2 separate regions of the Homo sapiens genome follow, and region 1 is linked to region 2. Evidence: chromatin loops called from intact Hi-C (ENCODE). Cell type or tissue: endothelial cell of umbilical vein. All regions are shown on one strand. Links, peaks and the distances in the headings refer to the core of each region. The heading gives the core; the rest is flanking DNA. Region 1 has its middle 73 kb from the start of TASL. Region 2 has its middle 29 kb from the start of MAGEB1.

The links. Hi-C counts contacts between places; a loop is a spot of excess contacts. Peaks named below come from ENCODE experiments on the same cell type or tissue, not always from the same donor. Only the 100,000 strongest peaks of a DNase experiment are listed, where the experiment ranks them.
Region 1: a loop joins it to region 2, with 29 times the contacts of the local background. A loop is called at or near these places in 53 of 110 quality-filtered maps.

The regions. Positions count from the first base shown.
Region 1 is chrX:30,501,894-30,507,285 of GRCh38, reverse strand. No RefSeq gene overlaps it. Among named protein-coding and RNA genes, the nearest start is that of TASL, 73 kb to the left of the region's middle. In endothelial cell of umbilical vein, for the core only: no CTCF peak of the experiment used is centred there; a DNase peak (open chromatin) is centred at 2,805.
Region 2 is chrX:30,273,088-30,278,479 of GRCh38, reverse strand. No RefSeq gene overlaps it. Among named protein-coding and RNA genes, the nearest start is that of MAGEB1, 29 kb to the right of the region's middle. In endothelial cell of umbilical vein, for the core only: no CTCF peak of the experiment used is centred there; no DNase peak of the experiment used is centred there.

The DNA of each region.
Region 1 (5,392 bases), core at 108-5,107, 230 kb before region 2:
CCTCTGTTGCTTAATTGATCAGATTTAATATTCTTTCAGCATTCCAGAGTATATCAGAATGTTAAGCCATCCCTTTCCTCACTGTGGACACATACATCTCAAATGATTTATGAAAGATTATGCCACTACGGAAGCCCACTGACATAGTGAGTGGGTTATGTTGAATTTTTGTTTCCAACATTTTATCCTTTCCTATATCCACACTCTTTGCTATGTAACTTTGCATGTCCTTCCACTAAAAGAGGAATATACTTCCTTCCTTACCCCTAAACTTTGGGCTTGGTTACCTGACTTGCTATGGCCAATGGGATGTGGATGGAAGTAACACTGTGTCAGATCTGAGCTTAAGCCTTATAAGACCTTGTGTGTTTCATTTACCCTCTGCATTTCTGTCATCACCACGAGAATACCATGGTCCAGCTAGTCTGCTGATCCCACGGGGTTGAGTGACATGTGGAGCAGAGGTGGATTCAACCTGCAGCTTGAAGCCACTCAACTGAGCTCAACCAAGAATAATTGAACTGAGGTAGTTCAGCTGATGTGCAGACATGTAAGAAATAAATGTTCTCAGTGATATGCCATTGAGATTTTGTGTTTGTTTATAATGCAGTGATACCTGGTTGGGCTTGAGTTTGCAGTTAGACAGACTTGAATTTGGGCAACTTTCCTAAATATTCAGCATTCTTGTCTGTAAAATGTATGTAATCACAATAACTGTACCACAGTGTCATAGGCATTAAATGAAATCATACATGTAAAATATTAGGCACAATGCCTCGCTATTAATATTATACTTTCAGAGAGAAAGATACTCTGGTATTCTGAAATCTAATAAAATAGGATGCACTCATAGATTTGAAGATGGGGATTTGGTTTTAGAATATATGGTAGTTTTAAAAAAGGCATTTATTGTTCTGAAACTCGGGACACATCAATTCTTCTTCTTTTTTTTTTTTAGTTTAATGACCGCCAAACTTCATAAATTTACTACTTGAGAAGATGAATAATTGGCTTGGAAATTGTTTTCTTTTAAAGGAAAATAAAAACATGACTTTACCAACATCACTTGGTATATAAAGTGCTATTAGTCACATGCTGTAGTTAGCATGTTTGACTTGTTTGTGACCAAGAGTTCAGGTGAATACATTTGAGATTTATTTTGTAATTTTCCACATGCCAAAATAAAACAGCTTTTTTTGCCCCTCCATTGCCATCAGGTCGGAATAAATTGACTTTTGATGCAAAGTTGTGGCCAGAGGTTGAAATTTACGTGTGATTGATGGTCAAAGTGCTTACTAGCCGCACCCCCATCTTTTTTTATATTACCTCCTGGGCTGGGATCTGTTTTGTGTAAAATATTGAGATACTCACTGGTCTCTCTGCCCCTCACATGCCCTTGAAAGTGAAGAAAAATAGTTGACTAAATTGGCTTAAATTGGCTGTTAAAGAAAAAAAAAAAAGACAACTCCTAATGAATGAATAGATTTTCTAAGATACATTTCTAATTCTTGGGTCTTCAAGTATGCAATCTTAATATATTATTCCTGAGCCAATTAGTAAATTAATTGGTTCAACCAGCTCTCAGCACCCAGTTCAAGTTTTCTTACAGGGATTTTAGAATGGATACAAAATCCCTGGAGTAGAGATGCCCTCTTTCCTTACTGAGGCAATTCCCCTATGTTGAACTTCCATTTTCATAAAGAGAAGGACCCCAGAGGAATAGCAGCAGGGCTGCCAGCAGCTGTAAAAGGCTTTACTGTTGCAATAAAACCAAAATAGGCTAGACTTGTCTTTGTTCTTTTCATTTTGATGTGTTGCTAATTAAACTAGTAAAAATGCTTAGAACTCATTTTTTTTTTCTTTGAAACACATTTACATGTGTGTATATACAGCTTGGGTACATCACTGGGTGTTTGTTTGTTTTTGTTGTTGTTGTTTTGGTTTGGATTTCTCCAAAAGCTGACCCTGAGACAATGATTTGAATGCACATAGTTTATTTGGTAGTGACGCCAGGAAGCGTAGAGAAGGAGTTAGGAATAGAGGAAAGACAATAAAAGGTGCAAATTACTGTTGTAGGCAGCTGGAGTTTAGTTCCGCTGAGGTCCTCCTGAGAGAGCATGTAGAAAACAATTCAGAATGGTCCCACTAAGGGGGTGGGGGAAGAAGCTGAGGCATTTATTTATCCCTTTGCCCCATTGCTTCTGAGTGGTTCATGGGGTTGCTAACTTCCAGGTATTCCTGACTGCCCAGCACAGGCAGGACTCATTTCTGCAGCCAGAGATAGACCCCAGGCAGACATAATGCATGCAATGTATTTCAGTCCACCCGAGCCACAAAGGGTCAGCAGAGGAAACATGGACAAAATCTCCAAGAGCATCTGCTATGGGCACTAAAGGGAAAAACATGTTTCCTCTATTTTTATTTAAAAAGTAGAAACAAATCAAAGTTTCTCTTGTTACATGAACTTCAAAGGTAGAATATTTTTTGTTCTAAACAGTGAGTTGGAATAAATTATTTGCAGCACCCTGGTCTATTCCATAGGAGGGCTTTTATTTTCCAAATTAAACTCTTTCGTCTTTGTTAGTATGAAACATATAAGTCAAAACCCCAGAATTTTTTTCTTACAACCAAAAGCTAAAATGAGAACAATTCATTTTATCTACAAGAACAAAAATTTAGTGTTTTTTTCCCCTTCCATTTTACTTGGCTTCCTTACATTGATTTTTTTTCTAACGTTAGAGATTTTGTTACCAATTCTTGCCACGAGATGTCACTATTTTACCAGACTAATCTCTAAATGCTTTTCTGCAAATGTTTAAAACTACCTCCTATGCTGATGTTTCAATAACTTACTGAAATGCATCCATTAAAATTGTCAAAATCTTTCTGGTAGAAGAAGTTATAAGATTTCATTTGAATAAAGATCAAATCACAAAATATCTAGTAATCTCCCACAGAATCCAGGATCTTCCAGGGGCTTTGAAGGGAACCCATACACATTGGATAAATGTATCATAATTAAATAAAACATTTGACTTTTTCACTATTTGCTTCATTCTATGCTTCTAAGATTTATTAATACATCTTTTAATTCAGCACTTCTCAAACATTACAAAATGCAACCGCAAGTAATATATTTCTGGAAAATTCTTTTTGAATTTTAATTTAGCTGGCAAGGGAGAGACTCCTGTGAAACCTAGATGAGGAGCGTATCACGCGTCCACTATAAAGCACCTTCATAGAAATATTAAACCTTCAGGCAGAGGCCAAGCTCCTTACCAATTCTGCAATGCTTTCATTAGGAGTAGCTACTCTTTGGTTTATAATTCCTCTCCATGGAGTTTTCATGCAGAATCCTTTTTTTTTTTTTTTTTTTTTTCTTGAGACGGAGTCTCACTCAGTTGCCCAGGCTGGAGTACAGTGGTGCAATCTCGGCTCACTGCAACCTCAGCCTCCTGGGCTGAAGTGATTCTCCCGCCTCAGCCTCCCGAGTAGCTGGGACCACAGGCGTGCACCACCACGCCCAGCTAATTTTTGTGTTTTTAGTAGAGATGGGGTTTCACCATGTTGGCCAACTGGTCTTGAACTCCTCACCTCAAGTGATCTGCCCACCTCAACCTCCCAAAATGCTGGGATTACAGACGTGAGCCACTGTGCCCAGCCCAGAATCCATTCTTGCTAGCTGCATTATATTTCCCATATCTATAGGGATAGAAGAGTTTCATTTGGAATATAAAAGCCTCCTTATGGAAACACACTAGAACCCTGCAAGTATATGGTTCAATCAGCCCATTGTTTTGAACAAATACTTTCCCTTTAAAATAAATACATGTAAATAGGACACTTTGATATGCTTCTTTTTATTTATTAACAGGAGAAGAAATTTTTAGGACAATACACAGTGAAATATGCCTTGACAGTTCATATTAGCCAGTATGATAGAGGAGAATGGTCTGTGGACTTCAAGTCATACCTAGCTGCCAAGCTTGTCTCTATCATTCTGTAGCTGTGTACATTGCCTAGTTATTTATTGTTTTAATCTCTCTTCCTGTCTCATTTTCTTCATCTGATAAACGTGTGTGTAGTTGTATAGCAATAATACCATCCTTCCAGAGTAGTTCTGAAATTAGAAATTGTGTTGGTGTCCTATTGCTTTTGTAACAAATTCCCACAAATTTAGTTGCTTGAAACAACACAGATACATTCTCTTACAGTCATGGAGGCCAGAAGTCCAAAATCAGTTTCACCGGGCTAAAGTCAAGATGCTGGCAGGGCTGGTTCCTTCTGGAGGCTTATCTAAGGGACAACCCATTCTTTGCCTCTTTCAGCTTCTAAAAGCTACGAGAATTCATTGCCTTCTGCGGCTCATGGCCTCTTCTTCCTCCATCTTCAAAGCCAACAGCATGGCATCTTCAACTTTCTCCAGTTCCATTTTTGCATCACCTTTTCTCTTATAAAGACACTTTTGATGGCATTGGATCTGCCCAGATAATCCAGGATAATCTCCCCACCTCAAGAACCCTTATTTAATCAAATCTGCCATAGAGTAACATTCACAAGTTCAGGACATGGGAAAACCATTATTCAGTCTACCACAGCAATGTTATATGTAAAGGCCTCATCACTGAGTAAATGATCAATAAATAGTACTGCTTATTATGATACTATATGAAACATTAATTTAGCAGTGTGATGCTGTGTCAGTGAATGAACCAATAGTAAGATGGCATTCTTCACATTTTGAGTTTAGTGAAAGGATACTGGTATTTAATTTTCAATATCTACTCAGGTAAGAGATCAAATTATAAGAAAAAAAGTCAAGTTAGTATTCAAATACAGTATGTAGAATAAGTTATGCATTTCCTTTGTTCAACCAAATAACTTTCATCTTCTCTTTGCTTTAACAATTAAAGAAAGTCAGTGTTTTTTTTACAGATCTACATCTAGCTTACTGATCAGCAAAAATACCGTGTCTTTATGGGGCTTTTCTTAAGATACTTTCCTTTGTTCTTCAAATCAGCCTGAAAAAACTGTATAGGACATTGGGAATTTGTAACCTGACTTCATAAGAAAAACTAGCTGTGAATCTATGGAGAAAAATTAAACACGTAAAGTTTTAATCTCATCATTTTCATTTTATATTTGTCATATCTTGTTGACATTTTTTATGTTATGTAATCTTGGATATACTTGAAGCTATTATTTTAAAAAAATAAAGGACAACATTTTGTCAGCACTCCAACTTACGTGGAATAATTATACTGAAGAGACTGTCATTTGAATACTTCAGTTCTGTACTGAGTTTAAATGATGCATTTCACCAATATGCAATTAATTGAAGTAGAGACACCTGCAAAATAATGTGATCAAATCAAGTGTGTAAGTAGAATGT
Region 2 (5,392 bases), core at 206-5,205:
TGTTGCCCAGGTTGGTCTTGAAATACTGGGCTCATGTGGTACTCCCACCTCAGCCTCCCAAAGTTCTGGGATTACAGGTGTGGGTAATTACATCTTGTCCTCTTTTGCCTTTTAATGCCACACATTTACGTAGAACTTTCCTGTTTCTAAGGCCTATCCACATATAACATTTAATTTGAACCTCTTTGTAACCTCTTGAAGCAAGCTGTTGCCTTGTTTTACAAATGAAAACATAGGATCCCAAGAAGTCAAGTAACTTCTCCAGGTTCACTCATTGTGAACAGTGCCAATGGGGCACAACCAAAATCTTCTGGTTCATAGACCAGTGCTTTTTAATTTTACTGCATCCCAATTTTTTTGTTGTTGTTTCTCTAAATGTGTGGGACTTGCGTATGTCTCTATTTCCACAGGGGCAAGGGCCCTTGATGGCAGAACCATCTATTAAGCGTCAGTGTGGTCAAATTGCCTTTGTCTTTGACAGTGTGGGGTCTCAACCATAAATTGCCAGAGTAAGTTCTGCCCTACCTACCTTACAGGGAAATTATAAGAATACATGAGAAATTATGAGAAAACAGAAACATATGTGTGTTTTTGTGATTTCTTAAATGCTACACAAATATAAGACATCTCACCCATGACTGACATTCAATGAATTCTTGCTAGTTGTGTTATGTAGTTCGTAGTTTAGGACACTGGAAAAATGAGAGTATTTTGATTTTGATTTTAAGTTAAAAAAAATCTTTCAACTCTTACTACCCTCTTCCAAAATATTGCAGTCTAACCTCAGAAAAAAATTCCCAAATCACAAAATAAACATTAAGGAAAAAAGGCAAAAAGCATCTTTTTGTATTTACTGGGCTCAGGCGTGTCTCTGCTCTGAGATCAGCCATTTCACCTCTGTAGTGAACTGTCTTTGATAGTTAGGTGTGGTTTTATATGCACATGTGTTATCTCTCAAGTGAAACACAATAAAGTAAGGTATGCCTATATCTAAATTCTCAGGGAATGCATTACTCTTACCTGTTCCACCCCACCTTCATGTGCTGATTGTATATATGGGTCAGTTAGAGAATAAGAAAATATATGCATCATTTCAGTACGGTCCAAGATAATATAATTTTTAAAATTATGATTAAATAATTATTAAATAACTGTAAGGTAAGCTCAAGGTAAGATGCAAATTCCTTGAGGGAAGAACAATGTTTTTCTTATTTTTTTCCTTCATGCTACCTGGCATAGTGCTTTGCAAGTTCTAAAGAATCAATTTTATTACTGTTGTTGTTATTGATGCTTTTCTCTTTGCTGATCCCTTATTGAGAAGTTGAATTAGACTCTGCTCGTGTTTCAAGTCTCAAAGCCTGGAGATTTGCTTTCTGTCTCTTTGTCTTCTCTGTTTTTGCCAAATGTTCCATTCCATCTACTTGACCTAGCATGTCTATGCTGTGCTGTAAGAATGACACCTTCTACCTCTGGTCCTATGTACCCATTCTCACCTGGAAGAATGGCAATAGAAGGGATAGCGATTTATTTGAATTTGTATCAAGGAAGAGGAAGAAGTCATTTGGATGCTTCCTAAATCTTGCTACATAGGCAGACACCTACTTCCCTCATGCCTAAGGCTAACTCTTCCTGTTAGAGTGAAATTTCTTATTTTTAATAAGCAGTGGATGTTGTTTGCACTTATTTATCTCTGAGAACTTTACCTGGACAAAAATGTCCTCATGTCATCCGTGAAGCTGATGATTTGCCCGATAATGTGTGCATGGACTTTTCCACTCTGCCTGAACAAAATTGAAGAGAGGATTTTGCAGCTGCAGCCTGGGTATAGATACCTGGAAACTCCCATAGGCATCACTATTGAAAAAAAAATTGTCTTTATATGCTGTTAGTATCTGCATTTAAATCCAGTATTTCACATCTTGGAGCCTCAGGTTTATCACTTATGAAAAAGTGAAAATGACAACTGGTCTTCTTGCTTCAAACAGGGTTTATATTTCATGAAAATCAGATAAGATGATGTGTGACAAAGGCCTAGAGTAATATATTCTCCATCTTTGATGACAAGTACCAGACTGGATCTGGAAAGACTTTCCTAAAACCTTCCCCTCTCTAATGCTGCCCTTCAACCTTTGGTTCATGGGGGCATAAAGCAGAATCAGATGGAAAAGATACAATATTTCCAGCTTTAAAGATCTCTTGCCCACAAGATACAGCACCTGTCTAAATAATGGATTTCAGTACAATCCCAGGAGCAATCTTGCACATTATAGTTGGTTCCACTTCATTACCCAGTTATTTTGTACCTTCCCAGACTGTTAGTCAAATCACCCCGCTGCCTAGCAAGTTTCTGATTAATCTGGATTTTACTAATTACCCTGCAGTCACAGGGATTGGACTAAACTGCTTTTTGTATTATTTTGCTATAGATTTTAAATCCATTTCCATGGACTCTGTTGCAAAGACACTACCATTGCTTCCCTGATAATGAGTCTTTTCACAGGAAGGACAGCCAGGAACTTTGTTTTAATTCTTCCTCATACAGTCTTTCTTTTAGACAAATATTCCTCCAGAGAATCAGAGATGTGTTCAAGGAAAAAAAAAAAGAGTAAAGAAACTTGAAAAAAGTAAGGAATCAGGCCTTGTTGCTGCTCCATTGACATGACTGGGGATAAATAGGTGCAGCTAGATAGGATTCAGTAAAATAATAAAATAAATGCTAAGGGTCAAGCCCCAAACCTACAAACCGCTGATATTATCTTTCAAGAAGCAACACTGCCATCTGGCTGTGTAAGATTGAGAAATGTTGCTGTCTTTTTCTAACCAAATATTCCCAATATTCAATCTACTTCCTGATTTCAAGATTCTCTAAGTAGGATTGTGGAATTCTGAAAGATTCCTATGGTATCCCCAAGAATACCAAGTGCTAAGGCACAAAATCATAATAGAATAATTGGAAAAGATCTTAAGGACCATCCAAACCACTATTTAGAGTGCATGAAGATGAAGCCCAAAATTGAATCACAAAGGTAGTATTATAACGCAGGTCTCTGATATGCTGATCCATTATATTTCCACTGTTCTGTGAATTGCCACCAGAATCCAAATTCAGAGTCATGACTACTTTACAAGTAGCACATAAACTTTGGGAAACAGCAAAGAAGGGAATATGAGTGTAATGGTATTTCTTAAAGTTTTATTTTATTTTAAATTGACACACAATTATACATATGTATAGGGTACGATGTATTGTTTCGATACATGTATACATTATATATTGACCAAATAAAGGTAATTAGCATATCCATCACCTCTAATATTTGTGGTGAGAACATTCAAAATCTTCTCTTCTAGCTATTGTGAAATATACAATACATTAATGTTAACTATAGTCACCCTACTGTGTAATAGAGCACCAGAACTTATTCCTCCTATCTAACTGTAACTTTGTATCTATTGACCAACTTCTCCCTAGTTTCTATACCACTTCTCTCCCCAGACTCTGTAACCACTATTCTACTCTCTACTCCTATGAGATTAATGTTTTTAGGTTCCACATATGAGTGAGATCTTGCAGTCTTTGTCTCTCTGTGCTTGGCTTATTACAGGCATAATGTCCTCCAGGTTCATCCACGTTGTGGCAAATGACAGTATGTCATTCTTGTTTATAGTTGAATAGTATTTTAATCAAAACCACAGTGAGATTTTTTTTACTTGTTTCAAGCTCTTTAATCTCTTTATAAGTTAACTAATAAATCTATTTTCTTTTTAAAAAAATTTATTTTATTTTAGGTTCGGGAATACATGTGCAGAACATGCAGGTTTGTTACATAGGTGACCGTGTGCTGTGGTGGTTTGCTGCACCTATCAACCCATCACCTAGGTAGTAAGCCCGACATACATTAGCTATTTGTCCTGATGCTCTCCCTCCCCATAACCCCCTGCCCCCGACAGACCCCAGTGTGTGTTTTTCCCTTCCAAAACCACAGTAGATATTGCCTCACTCCAGTTAGAATGACTTTTTAAACAAAGAGAAAAGATAACAAGTGTTGTTGAGGATGTGGAAAAAAGTGAACCCTCACACACTGTTGGAAGGAATGTAAATTAGTACAGCTATTATGGAAACCAGTAAGGAGGTTCCTCAAAGATATAAAAATAGAACTACCATATGAACCAGCAATCCCACTACTGGGGATATATCCCAAGAAAATGAAACCAGTATAACCAAAGAGATATCTGTATTTGTAACATTTTGAGCTATCAGAACTTGTTTTGTTCAGAAGAACCACTGTCAGTTTTCACTGCCTTGAAAGGTTTAAACCCTAAAACTGCCATTTGCCATAAAACACACTTTTTGTGATTGGCTTATTGAAATTTTACCTAAGCATCTCTTTAATGTGGCAATTTTATGCTAGACTCATGCTTATCTTTTCTCTGCAAATTATAGTCTCCACCACAAAATTCTGCAGTGGAGGTAGGTTTAAGAAGAATGTAGTCTCATACCCTTTATTGTATTTGCCCGAAACCTATTGTAGTGGCTGTGTAATGCATGGTCGACTTGGCTAAGCTGAGTTACATTTTCCAGAATTCCCTTCCCTGTATATTTTCAGTTAGCTGTGGCTGCAAGTGTGGCATGCGTGAGACATACAAGACTGAAGTGAAGCAGTATCCATGTTTACTCTCGAAGGTCTATGTATTAGTCTGTTCTCACGCTGCTTATAAAGATGTATTAATTTCCTTTATAGATTTTTTTTAAGATTCCACATATGAGTAAGATCTTGAAGTATTTATTTTTTTGTGCTTGGCTTATTATAGGCATAATGTCCTCCAGGTTCATCCATGTTGTGGCAAATGACAGGATGCCATTCTTTTTTATAGCTGAATATTATTTTAACCAAAACCACAGTGAGATATTGCCTCGCTTCAGTTTTTATAATATTTATGACTTTTATAATAAAGACAAAAGACTAATTTACATTCCCTCCAACAGTAGGTAATTTATAAAGGAAGGAGATTTAATTGACTCACAGTTCCACATGGCTGGGGAGGCCTCACAATCATGGCTGAAGGTGAATGTGGAGCGAAGTCACATCTTACATGGTGGAAGGCAAGAGAGCTTGTGTAGGGGAACTCCCCTTTATAAAGCCATCATATCTCATGAGACTTATCCACTATCACTAGAACAGCATGGGAAAGACCATAATTCAATTACCTCTCACCGGGTTCCTCCCATGACACGTGGGAATTATGGGAGCTACAATTCAAGATGAGATTTGGGTGGGGACACAGCCAAACCATATCAGTCTATGTCAGTTCATACCTGATGTAGCCCACTCATGTTTGTGTGGCTGCACTGGTTTATTTGTTGATATGGGCAGCAGCTGGGGCCACAGCT